Linked DNA regions of Homo sapiens: all the other regions are linked to region 2. Evidence: chromatin loops called from intact Hi-C (ENCODE). Cell type or tissue: mammary epithelial cell. All regions are shown on one strand.

What was found. A loop is a pair of places that touch in the nucleus more often than their neighbours do. Peaks named below come from ENCODE experiments on the same cell type or tissue, not always from the same donor. Only the 100,000 strongest peaks of a DNase experiment are listed, where the experiment ranks them.
Region 1: it touches region 2 in a loop (2.8-fold over the local background); 3 of 110 quality-filtered maps call a loop at or near these places.
Region 3: a loop joins it to region 2, with 2.9 times the contacts of the local background. A loop is called at or near these places in 4 of 110 quality-filtered maps.

The regions. Positions count from the first base shown.
Region 1 is chr12:105,930,333-105,938,332 of GRCh38, forward strand. No RefSeq gene overlaps it. Among named protein-coding and RNA genes, the nearest start is that of NUAK1, 200 kb to the right of the region's middle. RefSeq lists an enhancer at 4,413-5,612. In mammary epithelial cell, no CTCF peak of the experiment used is centred here; DNase peaks (open chromatin) are centred at 4,099, 4,999 and 5,939; H3K27ac peaks cover 2,778 bases.
Region 2 is chr12:106,108,043-106,116,042 of GRCh38, forward strand. All of the region lies in intron 1 of NUAK1 (NUAK family kinase 1), which reads right to left. Among named protein-coding and RNA genes, the nearest start is that of NUAK1, 27 kb to the right of the region's middle. RefSeq lists enhancers at 1-324, 325-1,069, 7,150-7,726, 7,727-8,000. In mammary epithelial cell, a CTCF peak has its summit at 691 (motif pointing right); DNase peaks (open chromatin) are centred at 4,339, 4,629, 5,179 and 6,829; H3K27ac peaks cover 4,008 bases.
Region 3 is chr12:105,979,117-105,987,116 of GRCh38, forward strand. No RefSeq gene overlaps it. Among named protein-coding and RNA genes, the nearest start is that of NUAK1, 160 kb to the right of the region's middle. In mammary epithelial cell, no CTCF peak of the experiment used is centred here; DNase peaks (open chromatin) are centred at 4,665 and 7,865; H3K27ac peaks cover 1,361 bases.

The DNA.
Region 1 (8,000 bases), 180 kb before region 2:
CTGGGATCTTTTCATGTGTTAATTTATTTAAATTGTCACTCCCATTATCTGTATTTTCGAGGTCGCCAACTTGCCAAGATCACAGGAATCATGACAGAGCCAGGATTCAAGCCCCAAAGCCTATGATCTCAGCCATTGTCCGCAAGGACCTTCACGCCTTTGCCAACCATATACTCCACTGTGTTCCTTCATGCCCTACCTCGTCTCCTCCCCCAGCACCCTGCACTTGCACAGCTGAGAGGGGAAATGAAGGAAGGAGACTAGGCTAGCCCCACCTGCCTGCCCTGTAACACGCACAAGGCCAAGGCCAAAGCCCTGGGTTTCCCAGAGAACCTGCCGCCAGTGGGAATGAGAAGTGTGAGAAATGGAGCATGGGGAGGGGAGTACCTACCTCCCTCATGTGGTTGTTGTGCAAATCTAGGGAGCTTAAACCCAGTAACAAGTGAAAAGTACAAACAATGCTTGGCAAATTGCCAAGGCTTGCTTTAAAGACACTTAATATTCAACAGAATCTGAGCTGGTGCTGTACTACTTGCAACAACTATGCTCTCCTTTTTCTTTACCAAAAGAACCCCGATGTTGTTAATTGCAGCTAGAGGTGACCTTGTGATATAATTCTGGCCAGCGATACATAAGCAGGAGTATGTTGGGGATATCTCGGACTGTTTCTTTCTTCTGACATAAATAAGCATGTCTTCTTTCCTGGTTCCTTTCTTCTTTCTTCCTGGAGTGTGGCCAAAGAACTGGAAGTGGAACAGCCCGTCTGATAGCCACAGGTGACCATGAGGATGAAAGCTCTTCATCAAAGCTGGAGCAGCAAAGGGATAAAGGTGGCTGGGGCTCAGATGGAATCATGGAGGCACTACACCCGGCTTCAAACTCTCTGACTCCAAACTTCTGAACATGGTTGAAAAATAACCCTCTCTTTGGTAAAACCACTGTAGTTGGGTTTCTGATAAGTGTGGACTTACGCAATCCTAACTGAAAGTCCTGGTCAGCAAACAGGACACATCCTCAGCAATCTCTAGAATGTAATAGGTGCTCGGTAAATGCATGATGAATAAATCAAAGAGTAAATGAATGGATTAGCAACAGAATATACAAGTACTAGATCATACAGAGAAGTTGCCCTTAGGAAAATGTAATACTTACAGCTACATTTACGTGCTCAGCACCTACCATATGCCCTACATTCTCTCAGTAACCGTCACAACTCTTGGAGGTTACTGTTGTCATTTTTATTTCACAGCTCAGGAACTGAGAGGCTCCAGGAGGCTGAGCTAACTTGCCCAGGAACTCATAGCTGGGATGTGGTGGGGCTAGGGTTTGAATCCCAATCTAGGTAACTTTGAAGCCTGTGCTCCCTCTCTTAGGCCAAGCTGCTGCCATAATTAACTGCTCACTGGGCACTTGAGCCAATGCTAGTAGATAGTTAGAGAAATTTGGGCTGGAACTCCAGCCCCACAACCCCCAAGCTATATGAGCACGGACAATTCTTTCCTGCCTCTCAGTTTCCTCATTTGTAAGAAAGATAAAAATGGCACCTTCTTCTTCCTAGGCTTGCTATATTAAATGTGACATGTTTACATCAAATGTTTAGCAGAGTACTAGTAAAGGCTCAAGAAATATTGCCTGTCAGCACTATTTTTATCATCATCTTGAAAAACCCCTGCAAGAATCTATGAAAAGAAAGAGGGCTGGCCCTAAACAAAAGGATCCGGAGGAGGCGCTGGGGTGAGCTGGGGCCTTGCAGCTGTCGAAGCCTGTGTGTTTTTTAACTTTGGGGACTTTGCGCTAACTTCTCCACTGGCATCCCCTTCAGAGCACAGATCATCATAGGTCTCAGAAATGCCTGTTAGATTTCTCTTCCTTACTTGAAGTTCCAACAATTCGCTGAATTCATTGTCATTCCATGCTGAGGGAGTGTCCCTTGGAGCCTGGAGGCTCACCCCGTAATCCCACGCAGGTGTCAGACAATGTCTGATGGGCAGAGAACATTGTGCTCCTGTCTGGCTCCCTGCCGGTCCCACCTTAGCACCGGGAGCAGCCTGGGAGTTGGACGTGTCTGAGGCGAGATGTGGGGCCTGATTTGAGTCTGAGATGCTAATCTGCCCAACTGAAGGTTTCACATCTGTCTTGGCATACACAGACACACGAAATCTAAAGAGTCAGTTACAGCTCTGAGTAGGCGGGGTGGGGTCCCCGGGCATTGAATACAGGTAGGGCTAGATGCCTACTCTGACAAAGCAGGCATGGCAAATCCCACAGGGCTCTGGACCACTCAAGAGATTGAGTGTGGGAAAGAATGGGGCAGGAAATTGTTATATAATGCTGGGTCTTTGGAATCAGGCTCTGTTTGAATGCCAGATCTTATGCTTATTATACTTCAGTGGCTTGAAGTATATTACTCAACCTCTCTTAGAAGTGATTTTCTCATGCCAAAGTGGGAAAAATAATAGTACCTACAGTTGTTATGAGTATTAAAGGAGATTTTTAAAAATTTTTTTACTTTATGTTCTGAGATACATGTGGAGAACATGCAGGTTTGTTACAAAGGTAAACATGTGTCATGGTGGTTTGCTGCACATATCAACCCATCATCTAGGTTTAAGCCCCGCATGCCTTAGGTATTTGTCCTGATGCTCTCCCTCCCCTTGCCCCCCACCCCCTGAAAGGCCCCGGTGTGTGAAGAGATAATTTAATAAAGTTTTCAGCATAGTGTTGGGAAAATTGTTAGTGCTCAATACATACGATAATCATATTAGCATCTAATATATGTACGCTGAAAGCTACAAAAGCTCTGAACAATCAGTGAGAAACTGTTGTGTGCTCTGGGAGGGATACTGGACTGTATTTTATATTTTTATTGCTGCTTACATATTCCCTAATGGTGTTAGGACTGAGCAGAAATGGTGTTGTAATTCTTAAACATATCTAATTCTTTTTTTCTTTTATTTTTTTGAAATGGATTTTCTCTCATTGGCCAGGCTGGAGTGCAATGACTCAATCTCGGCTCACTGCAACCTCTGCCTTCTAGGTTCAAGCAATTCTCCCACCTTAGCCTCCAGAGTAGCTGGGATTACAGGTGCCCACCACCATGCCCAGATAATTTTTGTATTTTTAGTAGAGATGAGGTTTCACCATGTTGGCTAGGCTGGTATCGAACGCCTGACCTCAGGTGCTCCACCCACACAAAGTGCTGGGATTACAGGTGTGAGCCACCACATCTGGCCCTCTAATTCTTAAAGTACAAGTTTTGTCAGTGCCTGCTGTCTACTCAACACTGTTTGTTGTTCTGAATAAATAAAATTATGTGACATAATCCCTGCTTTCAAAGGGTGTTCAATGTAAAGGTAGAAACAACACAAGCAAAGATAAAAATTATATAAAAATGTAAAGAGCCTAAGATAAGTTCTATCACCAAACACTAATCTGGGCGGCATTGACCATAGTCCCTGAGATAATTCCAAAAATACAGAGTTCCAGGAGGAGTGGAAGGAATGCCTCTGCTCTGGCTAGCTCCCAGGTGTCCAGCAGGTAGCCTTTTGTACAGTGATTCAGAGGCCCAAGCTTTTCCCATCTGTTACTCCACAATTCACCTAGGGCCGCAGAGACTTCTGGATCTCTCCTGGAGGACCACACAGGGGCCTTTCATGGGCCGGCCCGGAAGTGGAACCCTTCTTTCCACTAGCACTCAATATCCAGTCACACAGCCAGTCCTAACTGCAGGGGAGGCTGAGGAATGCAGTCTAGCCAGGTATCCAGGAAGACCATGGACATCCATGAGCTCTCACAGTCTGTGCCATCCAAGGGAAGACTCAAACCACTCGTCCAAGAACAAAAGGGATTGAGACAGTTAGCTCTAAAGGCTGACCCCATATGGAGAGCTATAGGGTCCAACATCGACAGAGATACAACAGCCTTGGTCATAATTTTAGAAGTAGGTACCTGAATGGCCAGTTGTACAGATGGAAAATAGCAGTCTGAAGCAGAGAACTCCAGGCTGTGACTAAGTCATTAAGAGCACCGTAACCGGAGGCTCTTCCTTCCGCCCCACTCCAACCCCCCTGAAAAAAACAAACTGATCCTATGCAGCAAGATCTTTGCCAGTGAGTCACGGAGCGGAGGCACCAGGCTGGAGCTTGAAGGATGCTGCCAAGATGCTTTGACCGTAAAAATGTTTACAACATGGCTGGATTCAGCCCAGACAGGAAAGGGATAAAAAGAGAAAACAAAAGAAGTGTCACCCTGTGGCTGCAGCTGCACACAGACAGATCGCCCCTGGGAAATTGCTGGTCCTGAGCAAACAGCCTTGAGAAGCAGGCAAGGGAGGGAGGTTAAGAGGACTGGACCACAGACACCTTGAACTCAGAAGATCCAAAACCACCCAGTATTCCATTTCCTGGTAAACTGCACCCCCATCTAGTAAGCTACCTGACTTAGAAAGGTGGGTGTCATCACTGATTCTCCACTCAGTCACCAAGCCCCGTGGATCTGAATTAACTCTCACATCCCTTCCAATCTACCCACCCCTATATCCCTGCCTTAGCTCAGGGTCCCCCACTTCCTCACATGGGCTAACAGATCTACAACTTGACTCCAGTTTTCCCTCCTTCCATAATTCATTTAGTCCTCTAACAGATATTTACTGAGCATTCGGACACTAGGATGGTCACAGATACTAGGATATCTGCCTTCCCAATGTCCTTTATCACCTTCTTCCTTACCAACTGAATCCCAGTTTGGTCAGGAAAGTAACATGCACCATCAAAAAAATATCACCTTCACAGACTTCTTTGCAAGTAGAGGCTATCTAAGCAGATATCTCTAGAAATGGCATCTTTCCTTGAATGTAAAAAAAAAGAGGGGGTGGAGAGGCTTCCAAGGAAAAAGCCTTAGCCCTTTTCTCCTTTCAGCATGCCATGTGGACGTGACGCCTGGAGATATCGCACCCACCTTATAATCAGGAGGAAGAATGCCACGTGTGGAGGATGGTGCCACAGGAATCTGGAAGAGCTCGATCCTGGACGACTTGCTCAAGCAGCTGCACATTCCTCCTGCCACCTACTTCTGGATATTGTGTTAGGTGGGTGTCTTCATTTCCTACTGCTGCTGTAACAAATGACCACAAACTTAGTGGCTTAAAACAACATATATTTATCTCTTCCAGTTCTAGAGGTCAGAAGTGCAAAATCAGTTTCTTGGGGTTAAACCTAGGTGTTGGCAGAGCTTGTTCCTTCTGTTTCCTCTGAGGGAAGAATCCTTTTCCTTGGCTCTTTTGATTTCTAGTGGCCACATTTGTGCCTCAGCTTGTGGCCTCTCCCTTTATCTTCCAAGTACATCCCTGCAATCTCTGGTTTCACCATCATGCCTCTTCTCCTCTCTGGCTCCTGCTGCGTCCTTGTTTTAAGGACCCTTGTGAGAACATCAGGACAATCAGGATACAGCAGGGACATGAGGATAATCCAAGATAATCCTCCCATTTCAAGATCCTTAATTTAATCACATCTGAAAAGTCCCTTTTGCCATGTAAGGAATCATATTCCTAGGTTACAAAAATTAGGACAAGGACATCTTTGAGGGCCATTATACAGCCTACCACAGGAGGAAAAAACAAACTGTTTACTTGTGTCAACCAATATTTTAGGATTGCCTATGGCTCCCAACTCAGAGTTGAAGGCGACCAGAGCTGATACCACTGCCCACTGTGTCCCAGGCACTGGCACTGTGCTCAGTGCTGGAGATGTTCCAACCAGGCTGAGGACCTCTAGCACAGAGTCTGCCATCTGTGTTTGCAGCTACGTATTTGCTTTTGACTGCCTTCTGTGAACTCCACAGGGCAGGAAATGGGTAACTTACTCTTTTCTGTGGTCTCACACCAACCTAGGGCCTGACAATTGCAGTGCTCAAATAATGTTGGTTAAGCAATGAACGCAAAAGCTCAGCAATGAACACAAAAACTCAGCAATGAATGCATGACTCAGCTACCAACTCCTAAAGACAGAAGCCTGAGTTAATTCTAAGCATCACTGAATAGAAGTGTGGAAGCTATTGATTAAACACTCTGTCCCAGCAATCCCCAAAAAGAATTCCATGGAACAGATGCTGGATAAAGCAAAGGTGGAAGGTTCCCTGAAACAAATATGTTTCGAAAATCCACACATGACTACCTCTTAAAGTTTCAACTCTGAGATGTTCCATAATGAAGAAATCTGCTTAACTTCAACTCACCATTTCCCAAGCTTACTTGGTACAATATCTATTTTTACCTTGAACACACATTAATCTCCTATGGAAACAGGGTTCCTTGGCACATACTTTGTGAAGCACTGCTCCACCCTTCTCAGGACTGGTCTGGGAACTAGGTCAGTTCAAGGCCTGCAGGTGGACTCAGCAGGTGATCAGGCTAAAAGTGGACTAAAGCTGCCAAACATAGGAGCGGCCATTGTCAGGAAGGGCTTTGGGGTGGAGCTGGACTTCCAAGGCTGGGTGGCACTTGTCCTGGTGTAGGGGAAGGGGGATACAGTCTGCATTTACCCCAAAGCCTGTTTGGCTTATTCCACATGGCCCAGGTACAGATTCAATGAACCCAGAGGAACAGTGTCAAGCAAGGGCACCCAAAGGCATTTTTCTTGAATGCCCTGATCCCAAGCCAGCTGACCATTTCCCGGCTACCTCCAGCCAAATGGCAGCTAGAGCATGAGGACCTGATCCCCTCCTCCACAACAGCCTTCCTGGATGGGGACTTCCTTTGCTCTGCTGTAAGAATCCATGTGACTCTGTGGCCCCTCTGCATTCAGATCCATCTGTGTTAAGAGAATGACTGCTCTCTGCTTTCTCTTAGCAGCCAGCATTGACCAGGCTCCAGGGAAGTCCCCCACCCCTCCCACCTCATGCACAAACATTTTCTGGTCTGCCTCGGGGCTGTGTATTCATTATGGCACATTTGTCTATGAAATAACAAAGCTGAACATGATGTTGAAGATCCTCTTCTGTGGTTTTCATATTGATATCTGCAGAGCCCTGGGGGCTCATCAGGGACACCCTGGGGTCCACTAATACAGAGATGGGGCAGCTGCTGGAGGCTCCACTTTCACCATTTTTGTATTGAACTCCATGAATGTTCATATCAGTGAAAGAATTCATTTGTATCCCATATACATAACTTTTTAAAAATTTTCAATCCACATTCCCTTGGTCAAGGTCTTTATATTGCAGATAGGAAAACTGAGTACCAGAGAAGGAAAGTAAGCACCCAAGGCTGCAGAGCAAATTAAAGGCACAGTTAGAAGAGACTCCAGGTCTCTTGACTCCCAGTTTCCATCATACTATGTGGTTCCCAGCATGGGTGGCACCAGACCAGAATAGAGCATTTGATGCAAAATCTTTAAGAGACATACTTTTTTCCCCAATTCCCCAAATTTACTACATTGATAAGGAGGAATTTTAACTTTTGTAGGATATAAAAAGTGGCATAAAATAGACTTTCACAAATAAATTTGGATTACAATAAGGAGCATGCTTCCTAAAGGAACTCCCCAGGGACCCCATTTGGTAAGTTAACTACTTTACCTTCCCTCTATTGGAAGGTTCTACTGGCTATAAAATGAATTTTCATATAAGGATCTCCTTCCATCCTCCAACCCTCCCAAACCCTAACCACATCCCTTTTCACCAGCTTCTTGGTCATTTTTTAGCAACATTACCCTAGCCAAAGAAAGAGAAGTATTTTTAATCCTGAGAAGGCTTAAAACATGGAATATGTCCTGTATGTACATATTCCAAAATAGTTAAGCACTTTCCATCCCACAAACAGTAGGTACTAGCCCAATCTACTTCCTGATCCAACCCTTCTCCCCCACCCACCACCTCCAACTCAGGATAAATCAACAAAAAGGACTCTCTTTACTTTTCAGAATACATGGTAAAGAGAATATACATCTATAGGAAATTTAAGACACAGTAATCCTCAATTTGTCAACTTCAGGACTTTTGTCAGG
Region 2 (8,000 bases):
CAGGTAGGCAGGTAGATAAAAAACGAAGGAAAGATGAAGGGAAGGAGGAAAGGAGGGAAGCTAGAGGGAGGGGAGGGTTGCTGTTATTAATTGATGCAAGCTCAGACCAGAGAGGTGGTAGCAGAACTGGGGAAAAAAAAAGGGGGAACCACCCCAGTTAAATAATACTGCCACGACAAGCATAATAGTAAGAAGATTAAGAATTCCTTTAACATCTATCTACACAGGCAATAGAGGAATAGCTAAACAAATATAAAACACAGGGGGCCCTGCTGTAAACCCAGGGGCAGGCTCCACCTCCCTTCGACCCTGGGTGGACCCATGGCTGGATAGAAGGAGGCTGCATGGAGATGAATGAGCCTTCCAGCTTAAAGGCCCCTTTTCAGCAGAGAGCCAGACTCAGAGCTACCCCAAGTCCTCACCACAGCCCCATTCAGTATAGGGCAAGAAAAACTTCCCTTCACTTACGTCAAATGTAAAGATATGACTGGATGGCTTTATTTTATCTGAGGAAGGGCTGTAATCCTGGGACCTTGTTCTGGGAGGAAGCAGACAGTGAACACACACAGGCTGTGGAGGGTGTGGGTGGCTGCTGGAACAACTCCTACATTCCTCCATAAACTAAAGATGGCCGAGGGTAGAAACCACCCCTTTGATTATGCAGCAAGCTGAACTTGGCCTCAAGGAGGCTCTATTGTCAAGTTACAATAGGCATAAATTCTTCACCATGCAGGGTCAGAGGAGGGTAGCAACATTCTAAAGGGTAAAAAAATAGGCCCACTTGCTGATTCCCCCTAACAGTCCAGCGAGGCGGAGGGTCCCATGGTGCAATCGCCAGGGGATGCTTTCAGCTGGGTGTGAAAAGGAAAGTGCCCACATTCTCATCAAGCCTTGCTCAGCACTGAGGAAACTAAAAGGGCTCCATAAATGTTAATAAGCATAGTGGCTGTCTCTCCACAAAAATTTTCCCTTTTCCTACAATGATTTTTCCACTGAAAATGTAAAAGAGGGTGCATTCTGCTCCCCTGTTTCAAAGGGGTGACAGGAAGTCAGGAGGAGACAAATGCTAGAAATCACTCTCATCTGTGCACCTGCCAAGGCTGGAGGGAAGACATTCAGCTCTACTCCCAGAGTGGTGGCGGACCCATCCAAGGTTCAGACAGCCGGTTAATGACAAAACAAAAAAGCACTACTACTACTAATAGTAATGGCCAGTATTCATTAGCCACTTAATATATGGAGCAGACACCGTGCTGAATGCTTTACATGCCAGGGATCTTTGCACCCTTCTCATTTAAGCCTCAGCTTCACACCACCCTCTCAGGGAGATCCTTCCTGATCCCTCTAGCTGATAAGGCCACACTTATGGCCACCTCCCTCTCTCTATACCCTTCCCATTTTATCTTCTCTGGAGCATTTCACACCAACTACTTTATTAGCCACATATTCAGCCTGTTTTTGTAGGACCCAGGGAGCTAAGAATGATTGTCATATTGTTTAAGGGTTGTTAAGGAAAAAAAAAAAAAAAAAAAGAAAATCTCTAACGCAGCTCCTGCAAAAGTATCTGCTTCAGGAAGTTGAAGGATACACTGAGCCAGTGCACAGACAGTATTGCATAATGCTTAGGAACATGGCTTTAAGTCCAGGCTAAAATCACCCTCTAGCTGTGTGACCCTGGGCAGGTTACATAACCTCTCTGTGCACCAGTTTTCTCATTCATCTAGTAGAGAAATAATAGTACCTGCCTCATAGGTCCTGGTAAGGATTACACATCAGGTGCTCAAGAATACACCTGGGCCAGGGGGTAACTGCTAAATAAGTGTCAGTCTTTTTTAACCCAGAGTGAGTGTTCTGTAAGTAGAACCTTCCCTTCTTCCTTTCTTTTTCAGAGCAAACTTGAATTCCTCCTGGCTCCTCAAGAGACAGTGAGTGGAGGTCTTAGGGACATGTTTTCATAGTACATAAAGGACAAGAGCATCTCCATCCTGGGTCTTTACATTGCAACCTCATCTGAAATCAGGAAGATCAGATCAGCTGGTTACACACCATTATCAGCAGGGCTCCTGAGTCCAAACCAGACAGGAGGATGAACATCTTGAACCCAAAAAGCAATCCCAGGAGCATTTCTCCACCCGCTCCCACACTGTCTCCTTTCACCATTCAGCTGAACAGGGCACAAATATGTTCCTACTTAAAATCAAAACTCAGCCTCAAGATATTCACACTTCAGCCTTTATGAAATTTGACTGTTCATCCACTTGTTCTTTTTGAAAACCTACCAAGTACCGGCTACACAAAAGGGAGCCAGCGCGACTGCTCCAGCCCTCAAGGTGGGAGGTGGGGTGGGGAGGGTACGGGCAATAAGCAAAACTCACACCAGTAATTACATAATTACCCTCATGGCCAGGGCTACCAAAGAAATGCACAGACATGCCCGGCATTGCGGAGGAAACCTCCTCTCCAGTTTTCCTCAATTCTCACATCTACAAAGAAACACAGAGGTAAGGAAGGGGCCCAGCAGGAAGAGATTACCAAATGTCTGAAATCACACACCCTCCACCCCTAAAAATCCCATTTGTTCCTGTACAAGTCAGAGAGCCTGAGAGGAGGAGGGAACTCAGGTGTTTGAGCCCGACTCACAGTACAGCCACATTCATAAATGTTCCCAAGTCTAGACAGTACCATGTGCCTTATAAAATGGTCTGCTTTTAAATAAGGCCACCTTATGGTTTAATGTTTAAACCTTCTGCAGCAGCAGGTTTGGTGGAGAACCTGTGAATCCCGCCCTGCAGTGCCTGCCTGTTTCAGAGGCAAACTCAGCCCAGCCAATTCTGTTACATGCAACAGGCACAGCCTCCTCTTGAGGGTTGGAGGTTTTTCCTTTTTTGAATAATCACCAAAAACCACCTGCTCTGTGGCCTGCTGGGCATCCTCTCCCACATTGGCTGCTGTGGGTGTTCAGAGCTTGGTGACCTAGGAAGGGCTGGGGGATGCAGAGTAGAAGAGTAAATGCTCAGACTGTCACCGGCTGGGTGACCTCAGGCAAGCCCAAACTTCCCAGGTCTCGGTTTCCTCACCTGTAAAATGGGGTTACAAAATCCTGTTTCTTGGGGTTGTTGTGAGGAGTGGAAACTAGGTAAGTAAAGGCCCCAGCACACAGTATTCACTGAATGGCAGTGATTATAAACCACACTTAAGAGGTAATGAGCCCACAGCAAATCATATCATAGGTCTCTTGGCTCCTCTCCACCCCCACACATATCCTCCCCTCCCCACATTTGCACAGTGGCAAAAGCAGGTTAAAATTAATATCCGGCCAGCCCCAGGGTGTCCTGGTGTCTTATGGAGAGGACGCCTGTGTAGTGTAGGACCAGCCTTGGGGGCGTGGCAGAGAGTCTGGGCAGGTTGTATGTCGTCGAGGCTCTAACCAAGAGAATCCCTGCCCTCCTCCTTTTGCAACCATCTCCCTGCATGCTCATTCATTGATATAAGCTGGACTTCAAGGAGTATTCTTGAAGTGCCTCTCAAATAGGAGTCACCCATGCATCTTGAAAAAGTGCAGATTCTGAATCCATAGGTCTGGGTATCCAGCCTGGGATTCTGCATTTCCAGCAAGGTCCCAGGTGATGCCAGCCCCAGGGACCACACTTGGAGTAGCCAGGTCTTAGTGCTTCGTCTTTGACCCTCAACATTTTTAAATCAGTGGCAATATTCTTAATAATAGCAATAATTAATATTTCTTAGGTGTTAATCATGTGCCAGTGGACCTTATCTCATTTAAGCCTACCTACAATCCTATTTTACAGATGAGAACATTGAGGCCAGGAAAGATAAATATTTCCCAAAGTTACATAGCCTGTAAAAAAAAAAAAAAAAAAAGTGGAGCTAGAATTCGAGCCCAGAGGCTGCTGATTTTTAAGGCTATGAATAAAGTTGGGATGAATAGAAAACATCACAGGGAACAGAATCTCCTGTAGGATCCGAAAGGGTCCCTAAAGCCTAGTGAGATGGACCCCCCTCCAAGCAGATGAAGTTTTACAGGGTCATATGTGAGGTCCCAAAAGGAGGGACTGGAGGGCTGAGCAGCAGGGAAGAAACACAGTCATAAATATGGCATTAGCATCACTTAGTGAGAACAAGTTTGCATCCTAATCCCAGCAACACGAGCTGGCAACTTCCCTGCCATTCACAAGGTGTGATCTCATACCCAGGCACGTTCCACGGGAGCTGCAGGGCACGAAGTCAGAGGCAGCTCAGGGGATCTCTCCTTACCTAGGAGCCCAGAGGCCGCCTGCAGCAGGAGCAGGCAGCCAAGCCCGGCTGGAGGCTGTAAAGTGCTCCTGCTCTTGCCTGGGAGATGCACAGAGTGTGGGGCAAGGCACAGCCCCACCGAGGCCACACCGGTCCAAAGCTCCCAGGATCACCATGTGGCTTTCACTCAAAAAGCCTCTGGCCGAGGACAGTCACCACGGTGATGCCACCCATCTTGCAAACAAAGCCCCTAATTAATTAAATGACCCCGGGCTCTTTATGGAGGGGCCTGGCCAACTCAGAACAACACCCCAGCAAGTTGCTGTGATGCAACGGGCCCCATGGGAACCAAGCCAGCTCTGCCTGGGGGCCCATGGGCCTCTTCTTCCCTTCCTCTTTAGCCTGTTGGTTCATGTCCTACATGAATGTATTTCAGAAAGAAATGGATTGGAAGCCAAGAGTTGTATCAACAGGCTCTGAGGCGAGGCACTGAAGCCAGGGAGCATGGTATGTGTAGCTAGGAGCTTTTCCTTCAAAGAGTGGCATCCCCTCACTGGCCCTCATCAGCCCTTTAATGTTGTAAGAGGTTCTGAAAATTTAATCCTCTGTAACTTGGTTCTCAAACCTCTATTTCTCAAAATTCTACATAAAAGAGATGATGATTCCTGTGATGATATTGATTTCTCTCCTGCCATAAAAAATGCATTCTATTTTCAGAACATAAAAAACAAAGCAGATTCGTGCTTGACTGGGCCTGGGCCAGCTCAGGAGGACCTCAGGGCTGGGACATTTTTATCTACAGGGACAGTCATTCCTTGGTCTCTAAGACTCACCCCCACCCCTCTCCCCTTCAAAGACTGAGCTAAGAATGTCATTGCAAGTGGTGATGCCACAAGGGAAGTGGAATTAATGACTAAGAAACCGTGGGCAGATTCACACTCCCTGTTGAGGTTTGTAAACATAAGATACAAACCGTGGCTGACCAGGCAAGAACCAAAGAAATAGCAAAAAGGCCACCGGAAAGTTCGTGCTGAGTGGGCATGCCAAAAGTGAGCCACAAACCCGCCTGAAAAGGACAGTCAGAGACTCTAGAGCACTATCTGTCCAAGGGTGGTGAGCAGATCACCTGCCTCCGATCCCCTGGTTAGGGGGAAAGGGGAAACTGATTGCTAAAATGCAGATTCCTGGGCCCACCCCAGAGCTAGTGAATGAAGGTGGCAGTGTTCAGGGTAGGGGGCAGACCTGGTATCAGCATTCTTTACAGCCTCCCAGGTGATTCTGCTGCACTCTGAGGTTTGAGAGCAGTCACCTTAAAGCAGGGTAAATGTGGCCCTGACGACACCTATTGTTCTGTAGCTTAAACAGGAAGCAGTTATATTACATACTAGATGACTGATGAAAATTAATGAACCTTCCATTTATACACAGAGGAATTAAACACAGGCTTCCTTGAGGGGGCTCAGTGACTTGAATTAATTTACCCCTGGTAAATGGAAAGTTTGCTTCCAATGGGTATCTCCCTAGTCCCAGCCCAAGGAGGGCCTGTGGATGAAGTGATGCCAGGGAATGTGGGTGTGGATGGGTTACTTCACAGTCTACACATAACCCGGAGCACGAAAAAGCCTCTGGTAACACAAGAGACGCTAACACAGACAATATCAGATTCAAAGAAAGACTGAAAATGCCAGGCCATTTAGCTGAGACTGGAGTTGCCAAGCAGCTGTTTATTTTTGGACGTTCACGTCTCTGAAGCCAAATGCAACACCAAATCAGAATTCTAAAGTGCAACTGTTTTTCTTCCAGGTTACAATTGCCCTGGGAAGGGAGAGAAAGGGCTGGGCCAGAGGGCTGAGGTTGCTTACAACTTGGACAGCCTCAACTGGTAGCATCTGATCACTCTGACACTGTTTATAACAAGGCTTGGATAAGCTTAAGGTTGTGCAACTTTTATTTATCAACCTCCAAACCCAGAAGAACCCGAGCCAGTACTGCTAAGAAATCCAGCATCTGCACCTTGGGCTTGTCATCAGTCACAGCAACCCAGCCAAGGCGACTCCTATAAGGAGAGGGACTCGGATAATCACGCCACCGGCTCAGTTTCCTCACCTGCAAATGAGGATGATGATGGTACCAACCTCACAAGGTTGCTGTGGCAACATGGCAGATTGTGTATATGATGGAAGGCAGAGAAGGCAAATAGTACCTACGGCAGAAGCCAAAATGAGGACTGTTATCATGAGTAGATGTTAGAGCTGTAAGGACTTAGAATGCTCTATGCCAATCTCCTCATGTTACAGATGGGGAAACTGAGTCCCAGGGAGGTTAAAGTACATACAGGCCCCAAGTTCACGAAGTTATCAGCAGCACTGGAATTGCAACAAGAGAGTCCTGATTCCCACTCCAGGAGGGATAAACACTCTGAGCAAGGGGTCCTTCCTAATCAAATACTAAGCCACAGTGAGCAGCAGGGCTGAAACTGCCACAAAAAAAATTCAACATTTACATGGGAGGCTGGCTCCAGTCACAGCCAAGTCCCCAGAACTGTTGCATCATTAATAAACCGAGATGGGAGTGGCAGATACTCTTCAGGGTGCTGACAAATCATGACTTGTGCTGCAGCTTGGTGTATTTCACCTCCATCTAATGTCTGTCCTCACATAGCTATGCCAGAGACGCTGTTTTCAGTTCAGTTCTATCCAAACTTTCCTCCAATTTCTGAAGACTGATTTAATATCACCCATGAATACGCATACTTGGGAAGTTTTCATCCTATTATTTCTTAATTCATTGCAAACACTGCTATTAAATGATAACTTCAGGCCACTACTGAATCACTAACCTTGGGGACAATGAGCTAGGAACACAAAAACCTAAGAAGCAAAATTAGTTTTCCAAAGGGAAAGGAAATTAGTCAGTTGAGTTTAGCTGATCCAGGTGAGCAGAACCAAAAAAACTTTTCTTCATTTCTTAATATGGTAAAATACAACAAGCTAAAAAGAGGCATGACTTTCTATCTTATTTTATATTCTAATCATGAATGGTTTTATAAATAAGTGAAAGAGAAGATTCTGCAGAAGTTATTTTTATCCAGACAGAATCTCTTCTGTTTAGAAAACTGATTTATAGCAATGTACAAGACCTATCAGATAGGGCGGGAGCAACCGTGCAGGCTGCAGTCCGTCCCCCAAAGCCTCTGGAGAGCACTCAGGAGCCCCCGAGGCCTCTCTCATTATCTCCTCACAAGCATCTTTTTCCTTCCAAGAGAAGCTCTCATTGTCCATTATTCCTAGAGTTAAAAGGCTGGTCCCTCCTCCCCAGCCCGTTGCAAGATCCATCGGGAGGCTTGTCATCTCCCTCATTAGTGCTCCACAAGCCTGCCTGCTGGGATGCTCTTGCTCATTGCAAATGCACAGCCCCAAGAAACCGCAGGCTGAGCTGAGGAGTGTGCTCGGCCCCAGACGAGCATTTCCTGCCGTCCCATCATGGGGATGAGCCTCGCCCAGTACTCAACTCTCAGTTCCTACCCTCAAGGAGGCTGGGGCAGGGGTCTGTGGTCATCTTGGAGACCCTAGTTGTGCCCTGGGTTGGGGAGTGTGCTCATGCCCCTAGACATGGCACCTGCCATTTTCTCTGCCAGGATCCTCCACATCCTGTCCTCGCCATTAACATTTTCGGTTGACCAACTCCTCTGCATCCATCTGCTGCAGACATGGCCCATCCCCTGCAATGACCCCTTTGCAGATATGGGT
Region 3 (8,000 bases), 130 kb before region 2:
GCCTGCTAGAAAAGGCTAACAGCCTAAGAGACTTCTGGGATGAGGTGCTCCGTCAGCTCGGAGCAGAAAGAGAAGGCTTCTCTTGGGCAGGAGCAGGGAAGGTTTTATCTCATGGTGGCCTTTGAGGGCTGAACAGTTTGGATGGGCTTTCTACCCATGTTTACCACATTATAATAATAGCAAACTGTGTACCACATAACCTGGCTGTGCCACACTCATCAGATACTGAACTAGGGAGATGCAAGCCCAGAATCATCAGCCCCTTGTCTTTGACAAGGGCCCTCAGGAAAGCTGCCTGACATATTTAGTCCTGAAGGCAGTAATTTAAGGGCCCATGGCTCTAACTGCCCTGGGCTCAGCCACTTGCATCAGCTGAGTTCTAAGCACTGACCATTCTAAGCACTGGCTGAACGTAACACAAAATGGTCTATGATGAAAGCCCTTTGATAACCCCATTTTGCATAAGTGAATCTGAAGCCCAGGCAATCTGGCTCTAGAGGCCATGCTCTTGACTTTGACCCTATGCAGTCTCTGCCATGCCAAACCTACCATGCCTTACACCTGTCCACCCCTCCCACCTGGGCGCTCTAAAGCAGGGGCCATGTCCTGTTCAGTTCCTTGTCTTCAGAGCCCAGCCCCATTCCTGACACAAGGTGAGCCTTAAAAAAGGCTTGAACTGTTGAGCTGAACCCACTGTCACCAGATGCTGAGGTCTCAGCATGCCAAGTGGTGGGGACCCATGGATCTATTAAGCACGCAAAACTGGGAGGCCAGTGCAGGGGCTGAGATGGATTGGGGCAGGGAGATGCAAAAACAGAAACAACCCATTTCACAAAGCCTCACTTGTGGCTTTTTGAGTCCAGGGATGAAGGCAAAGCTGAAATTTGGGAAGTGGAGGCCCCAGTCCTTTGTGACCCGGTGCACATGCGGCAGACCTGCCCTTGGGTGCACTTTTGTGGCTCTGAGGGCAGGATTTGGGCTTTAGATAATAATTGCATAGATTTGCTCAGTAAACACAGGGCAACCGTAAGATAATTACATGTTCTTACAGAGATGGGGCTCCATAATTACCTTCAGTGGCCCTAAAGTATTATTTAACACATATTCTGGTTTATAAGACAGAAATAATGATGAATTTGCCTGGTAATTACACAGCACTTCCCCACTACATATCCTGCCAGTAGCTGATACTTAGCCCATCATTAAGGGGCTAGCAGTTGCTTTGGTAAATAAGAAGTTCTTCTCATTACTGGTCTCCAGGCACATAAAGCATGATTAAAATGCCATTAGTGACATTTCTCCAAAGGGCAAATCCACAAGTCTGTGTGAGAAGCCAACTTTCCTTAGATTAAATGTTTTATTTCTGTCTTTCTGACAGGAGCAATAGAAAGGAATCAATTCTAACTCAAGCATCTGCTCCCTGAAAACTTGTCCTTAATGAAACAGAGCAGACGATGCAAAATCTGCCCTGGCTCAGGGTCACAGGACAGGAGTTGCCACTGTTTTCAAGATGAAGATGATTCTTTAACTCATCCAGATGGCTCTGCCCAGTTGAGGAGGAGCCCAGGCCTGGCGCCACCACCCTGTGGTGGGCTGGGTCAGCACATTGAGGGCCAGGGCAAACCGCAAGCTCTGGATGGGTCTTGCTGGCAGCCTCCTCCTCCAAGGATGGGGCCTGAGAGGCTCACAGAGAGCTGGGGCTCTTTGGAGAGGGGGGCACCCTGGTTCTTGGGCCACTTGCGGGTACACATGAGGAAGGAATGTACACACATCAGATACCAAAGCAGGGAGATGCAAGCCCGGAACCAGTCTCTTTGTCCATGACAAGGACCCTCGGGAAGGCTGCCTGACATATTTAGTCCGGAAGGCAGTAATTTGAGGGGCCATGGCTCAGCTCTAACTGCCCTGAGCTCAGCCATTTGCATCAGAAAGAAATTGACTCTTTGTAATCAATAGAGGGCTTAAAGAGGGTGGTCAACCACTATGGCTGGTGGGCAGGACAGGGAGTGGGCCCTCTGGAGCAAACAGGGCTCTCGTTACCATTCCATTCCAAGCTATCCCATTACTGAAGGGAACGATTCAACAGCAAATATGAACTCAATTCCAAATCCCAGTGCCAAGGCAAATGGCCAGTCCCAGCGGCCTTTTTCTTTAGTAATGAACTCCAGGCCTCTGGCCTTGACTTTGGAAGTGACTTGACTTACCATGGAAGCCAGCAGAGAGTAGCTGGGAAAAGTTCAGAGTTAAAGTCAGAAGATCTGGATTCAAATTCCAGCCCTGCTCTTCAATGGCTGTGTAATATTTGGCAGTTACCTCTATCGAACTTCAGTTTCTTCATTTGTAAAACAATTTGAAAAGACTATTAAGTTCCGTTAGGCCAGAAACCACGCCCATTCTATTCATTGCTGAAGTCCCCACACCCAGCCCAGTGCCTGGCACCTTCTGAATCTATAATCAACATTTTTAATTGAATAAGACTAGGGAAAATTCATTGCACAGTTAATTTACATAAATCCATTCATTTGCATTCAGTAAAAAGCAAAGAGAGAGAAAGAAAAATAACAATTTAAAATAATGATTTAATTAGTACTGAAGATGTTGCTTGATAATCCACTCCAGGCATCTGTGCCCCAGAGTAATACCAAAGCCAGATATGCGGAGTTGCTCTTCTCTAACTTCCTGTTTGTGAGAATCTTGTACTGAACCCATAAAGGTATACTTCAATATTGCACTGTAGAATATATGCTCTCACTAAATAATATGCAATGTGTTACTATATCCATCCCACATAATTTACAAGTATTACTGCATTTGGCTGTAATCCGAAAACTTTTTAAACTCTACTTTATGGATGATTTATAGGAGGTTCCAGGGACATTTCGATTATACCCAATTTTTGCTTTAGATTTGACCTCGACAGCCTTACCCTGCAGCATTTGGGTTATGTCACAGGGTCACTGCAAGTGAACCGGAATGTAACTATTGTGATCTAGAAACACTAGATAAAAATAGCTGGTATCCTGCTCAGTGCTTTTCTGCACAGCTACTTAGCCTGGTCAAGGTCAAGAGGCTTGATTACAACCCAGACCTCTTGACTGCCGGCTTGAGTGCTGGCAGGCACAACACGATTTCCCTCAACAAAAACTTGTTGAGTAATTATTAGGCACTCAGCAAAGTGCCAGCCACACAGTGTTGTGTGAGAGAAATATAAGGCAGAAAGCACTGGCCACCAAACGCTCAATGATTTGCACAGACGAAATAAGCACCCAGCTGGCCCCAAAGTATGCAAACCTTGGCATTCTACCTGAAGGCGGAGGCAGCTACTGGGGAGCCTGAGGTGGAGAAGCAGTCATACACATGCGGTATCACCCACCAGTCCTTGCTACCAAGACCCATTTCTTCCCTACCCTAAACTGCCTGTTAACTGTTGAATTTTTTTTCCCAATTCAAAGCTTTCTTGTTTCCATTTTATTTCACTGTGTTTCAAATGAAGAAAGGAAATACAAGGTGACTTTTGCCTTTCATATTCTAACCACATCCCACTCCATGTCCTCTACTGCCCAGGAAGTCCCTCCAGACACAACCAGCAAGGCAGAGGAGGTATGTACAATCCTACATTCATCAATGAAGTGCTACAGTGAACAGAGAAGGGGACATGGACTGAGGTCACCAGGAAAACCTCCATGGGAAGGTCAGAGTTACAGAAAGGCCTAAGATGAACTTGACCTTGAGAAGCAGACTATGAATTATATCTGTTGATTCTTCTTGTGCCACATCCATTCACCCTCATTCTCATAATAGGATCCTGATACCCTTTGGGGAAAGACCCCATTGCATGGCCCTAAGAATGAGCAGGGAACCCAGGCATGGAAAATCATGGGAATCTCATCCCCTTGACTACTGTGATTAGCTCATGGATGAACATGTTTGTGTCCCAAGATGGCCTAATCAGTCCCATCCCCAGGACTATTGCAAAAGAAGCAATCTCTTTCTATAAAGTTGCTAACCTGGTAGCCTGAAGCAGCCAGGGACAGATCATCCAGTGCCTGCCTGAAACTGAAGCCAATAAGGAAGAAAACATAGTCTAGACATGGAGAAATGGACAAAACCAGGTCCTAGAAAAATCACTGGAATCCCTGAATCCAGCAATACCTGACTTTGATGTCAAATGGTCCTGGATTTTTAAGTTACATTTTACTCAATAACTGTAGCTTGGGGATTGCTTTTTGCGGTTTTGCTTTTTGCTTAAAGCCAGTCCAAATTGGGTTTCTTTCATTTGCGGTGGAAAGAGCCCTAACAAATTGACTCATAAAAAAGAGAAATGGCGGAACAAACATGGAGAACAGCAAGAGCAAGGACCTAGGGACAAGGGTATGGGTCTTTTTCTCAAGCATATACATTGAGAATCATAGAAGATAAGAGGCCAGGGAGCATATTATGAAAATATCATGTGATAGGAAGAGGCATTTGGACTTCCCCTGAACTTTTGAGAAGCAAAATCCAGAGCTGAAATCAGGAAAATACATGCCTAGACCCAAAGGTATCTCATGAACTGGCTGGTCCAGTTGCTGTTCCTCTCACTCAGGGAAACATCTGCCACATGCCAGATGCTGTACATCTGTGGTTAGCATTGTTCCTTTAAAGAATAACACAGATTCTTCTCCAGGCGAGCCAAACATTTTCATTAGCTGTGGTCAGGGAGGGAATCAGGCTCCTTCAGATGAGTTTCAGCTGACACACTCCTGTGGGGCACGTCTTTCAGGGAAGCTGATTCATCTTCAGTCGGTCAGCTGTGAGGGATGCACACCTGTGTCCTAGGATGACTTTGAGGGAGTGGGGGACAAAAGACCTTGCTGGGCTTCAGCTGCCTCTGCAGATGCTCTTACACTGGGGCTGACACAAGTGCAGCCACGCCCAGCGGGTAGCCAGCAGTAGGGTTGTTCAGCTCCTAGGAACCCCCACTGAGGGCTCTTCCTCTGAGTTCTGTCCCAACCAACAGCTGGAGTTGGGGAGACTGACATCTGGGCTTGATTTGATGCCCCACTTATCCTCCTCTCAGACGTCCACACACTACATTCTTCAACCATTGCAGAATGCAAGTTGCTCGAAGTTACTTTGATGGTCAGGGCTCAAACAGGGATAGAGGTGCAATCACATCATGCCTATATTTGACAAGAGAATTCTGCTCCATGTGCTGAGAGAGACAGAAAACAAAACAGACTGAAAGAGAACAATATAATGGGCATGGACTGAGTGACCTGAACTTCCATCCCACTCACAGGGCAGATGCTATAGTGAGTATGAGATGGTGTGTGTGAATCTGTGGTTCTCACGGTTAAGTCTCGGTTCCTGCAAGCCTCTCGCTGCATCAGTAGCTTGCCTGGCTGAGTATACTGTCGTGTTGTTTAATGATGGGGATACATTCTGAGAAATGGGGCGTTTGGCACACTCATCGCCATGCATATATGATAGAGTGCACTTACACAAACCTAGATGGTAGAGCCTACTACATACCTAGGCTGTATGGTCTAGCCTATTGCTCCCAGGCTGCTAATCTGTATAGCATGTGACGGTACCAAATGCTGTAGGCAATTGTACACAATGAGAAGTATTTGTGTATCTAAACATATTTAAACATAGAAAAGGTACTGCAAAAATACGGTATTATAATCTTATGGGACAATCATCATACATGCGGTTTGTTGTTGACCCAGACATTGTTATCCCCCACATGACTGTGTTTATCAAAATAAGTAGAACTAGCTGTTGGAACAAACAATGCCAAAATCTAAGTGGCATAACACAATAAAAGCTGATAGTCTGCCCCCTCTTACACTGTGAAGTGAATTCAGAGGCTCTTCTTGGTGGCTGTGCTCTGAGCAGTACTCAGAGGACCCAAGACCTTCCATCTGCGACACTGCCCTATCAAACACCCTGGAAGGGGATGAGAGCTGCCGCTCATCAGATTCCCCAGAAGCAGACTTTGAGATGGAGGTCAGAGTGCAGGACTTTCATTAGGGAGTTCTTTGGGGATTAATGCTTGTGGAAGGGAGATAAGGATGCAAAACTGGGTAGAGGGAAAGGTTGAGTTGCCACGCAATCCCCCAAAATGGTTTCTTCCAGCTCTCTGGGAACTATGGAGCTAGGTGGCCTTTCACAGTTGTTCTGAGTCAGAGCCAGGTGATGATGCCATTAAACCTTTATGTTGATAAGTCATTGGATGCAGAAGAGGACCATCTTCCAGCAGCACTCCCTACAAATGAGGAAATAACTTTTTCATCACTAAAGGGAGACCCAGGTGACCATCAAAGCATCCACCACAAGAGTACTGGAGGAGGGGTTGACCATCTTGTAGTAAATAATTTAGGCTTGGTAGTTCATGCCATCACTGTCACAACTACTACTCTGCTATTGCACATGAAAACAGCCATAGGCTGTATGTAAATCAATGAGCGTGACAATGTTACAATAAAACTTTATTTACAAAAACAGGCAGTGGGTCATAGTTTGCCAGCTTCTGAACTATAGGATCACGGAAGTATTTAAGGACAAGCCTAGAAGTGACTTTGATCATTCCTATCCATATTCCATTGGCCAGAGCCCAGTCACCCAGCCCCAGTTTAACTGCAAAAGGAAAGGAAATCTTTCTGTGAGTCCCAGAAGAAAACAAATGGAATTTGTGAGCATCCAGCCAGACTATGCCACAGTGTGATTCTTGTGTTGAAATCCATTTTTTCAATGTGATAGAGCCCTGAAATATATTACACATTTTTACATATCTATTACTAAATAAAATGATACGCACTTTACTTTAAAGGAGACTTACGAGATTTTCAAGGATACTTTTCATCGTGTGTGAATTTTGCTCCATGCACTGATTTTAGAACCTAAGCCTCACGTGTCTGTGATGTCGCATCAAGTGAAGAGCATGAGTAAAGAGTTGGACAGACCTGGGATTACAGCTCAGCTCTGGGTGGCCAGGCACAGATCCTTCTTGATCCTCAGTTTGCCTATCTGTAAAATGAGATGATAATAGTGCCCACTTCATGTGGTTTTTGTAAGGAAAAAAAGTGCTACAATATACATAAAGTGCTTGGTGGTAGTCACACTGTAAGCACTCAATAAATAGCGAAGATAAGAAGAGGTACAGTTCGTGACCAGCCTGGCCAACATGGTAAAACCACATCTCTACTAAAAATACAAAAATTAGCCAGGTGTGGTGGCAGGTGCCTGTAATTCCAAGTACTGGAGAGGCTGAGGCAGGAGAATCACTTGAACCCAGGAAGTGGAGGTTGCATTCAGCCAAGATCATGCCACTTCACTCCAGCCTGGGCGACAGAGTGAGACTCTGTCCCCTCCCCACCCCCAAGAATAGAGGAGGGACACATAATTTAGGTGATCAAAGTCTGCTGTGGTTTGTTGGGTGTGGTGGCTAATGCCTATAATCCCAGCCCTTTGGGAGGCCAAGGCAGGAGGATTGCTTCAGCCCAGGAGTTTGAGACCAGCCTGGGCAACATAGGGAGACCCTCTTTTCTATTTAAAAAAAAAGTTAGCTGGCATGGAGATGCACGCCTGTGGCCTCAACTACTTAGAAGGCTGAGGCAGGGGGATCACTTGAGCCCAGGAGGTTAAGGCTGCAGTGAGCCATGATCATGCCACTGCACTCCAGCCTGGTGACAGAGTGAGACCCTGTCTCAAAAAAAAAAAAAAGTCAGCTGTGGTGACCTTATGTAAGTTGTGGCATCTCCCTGGGCCTTGATTACATCCTCTGTAAGAATGAGGATAATCAGGTGGTTCCCCTCAGCACACAGGCTTGAGATGAGTAAGAGTTTCTGTGGCTCCTATAATTAAAAATAAATAGAAACTGATAGTAATATTTATCTGATAGGGTTGTTGGGGTGATAAAGTTTATCTCAATGAAAATGTGTTGAAGGCAGATTATGTGCTAGGCAGCATAGTTGGCTCTAGGGAAAACAAACATGAATAAGATATTGTATCAG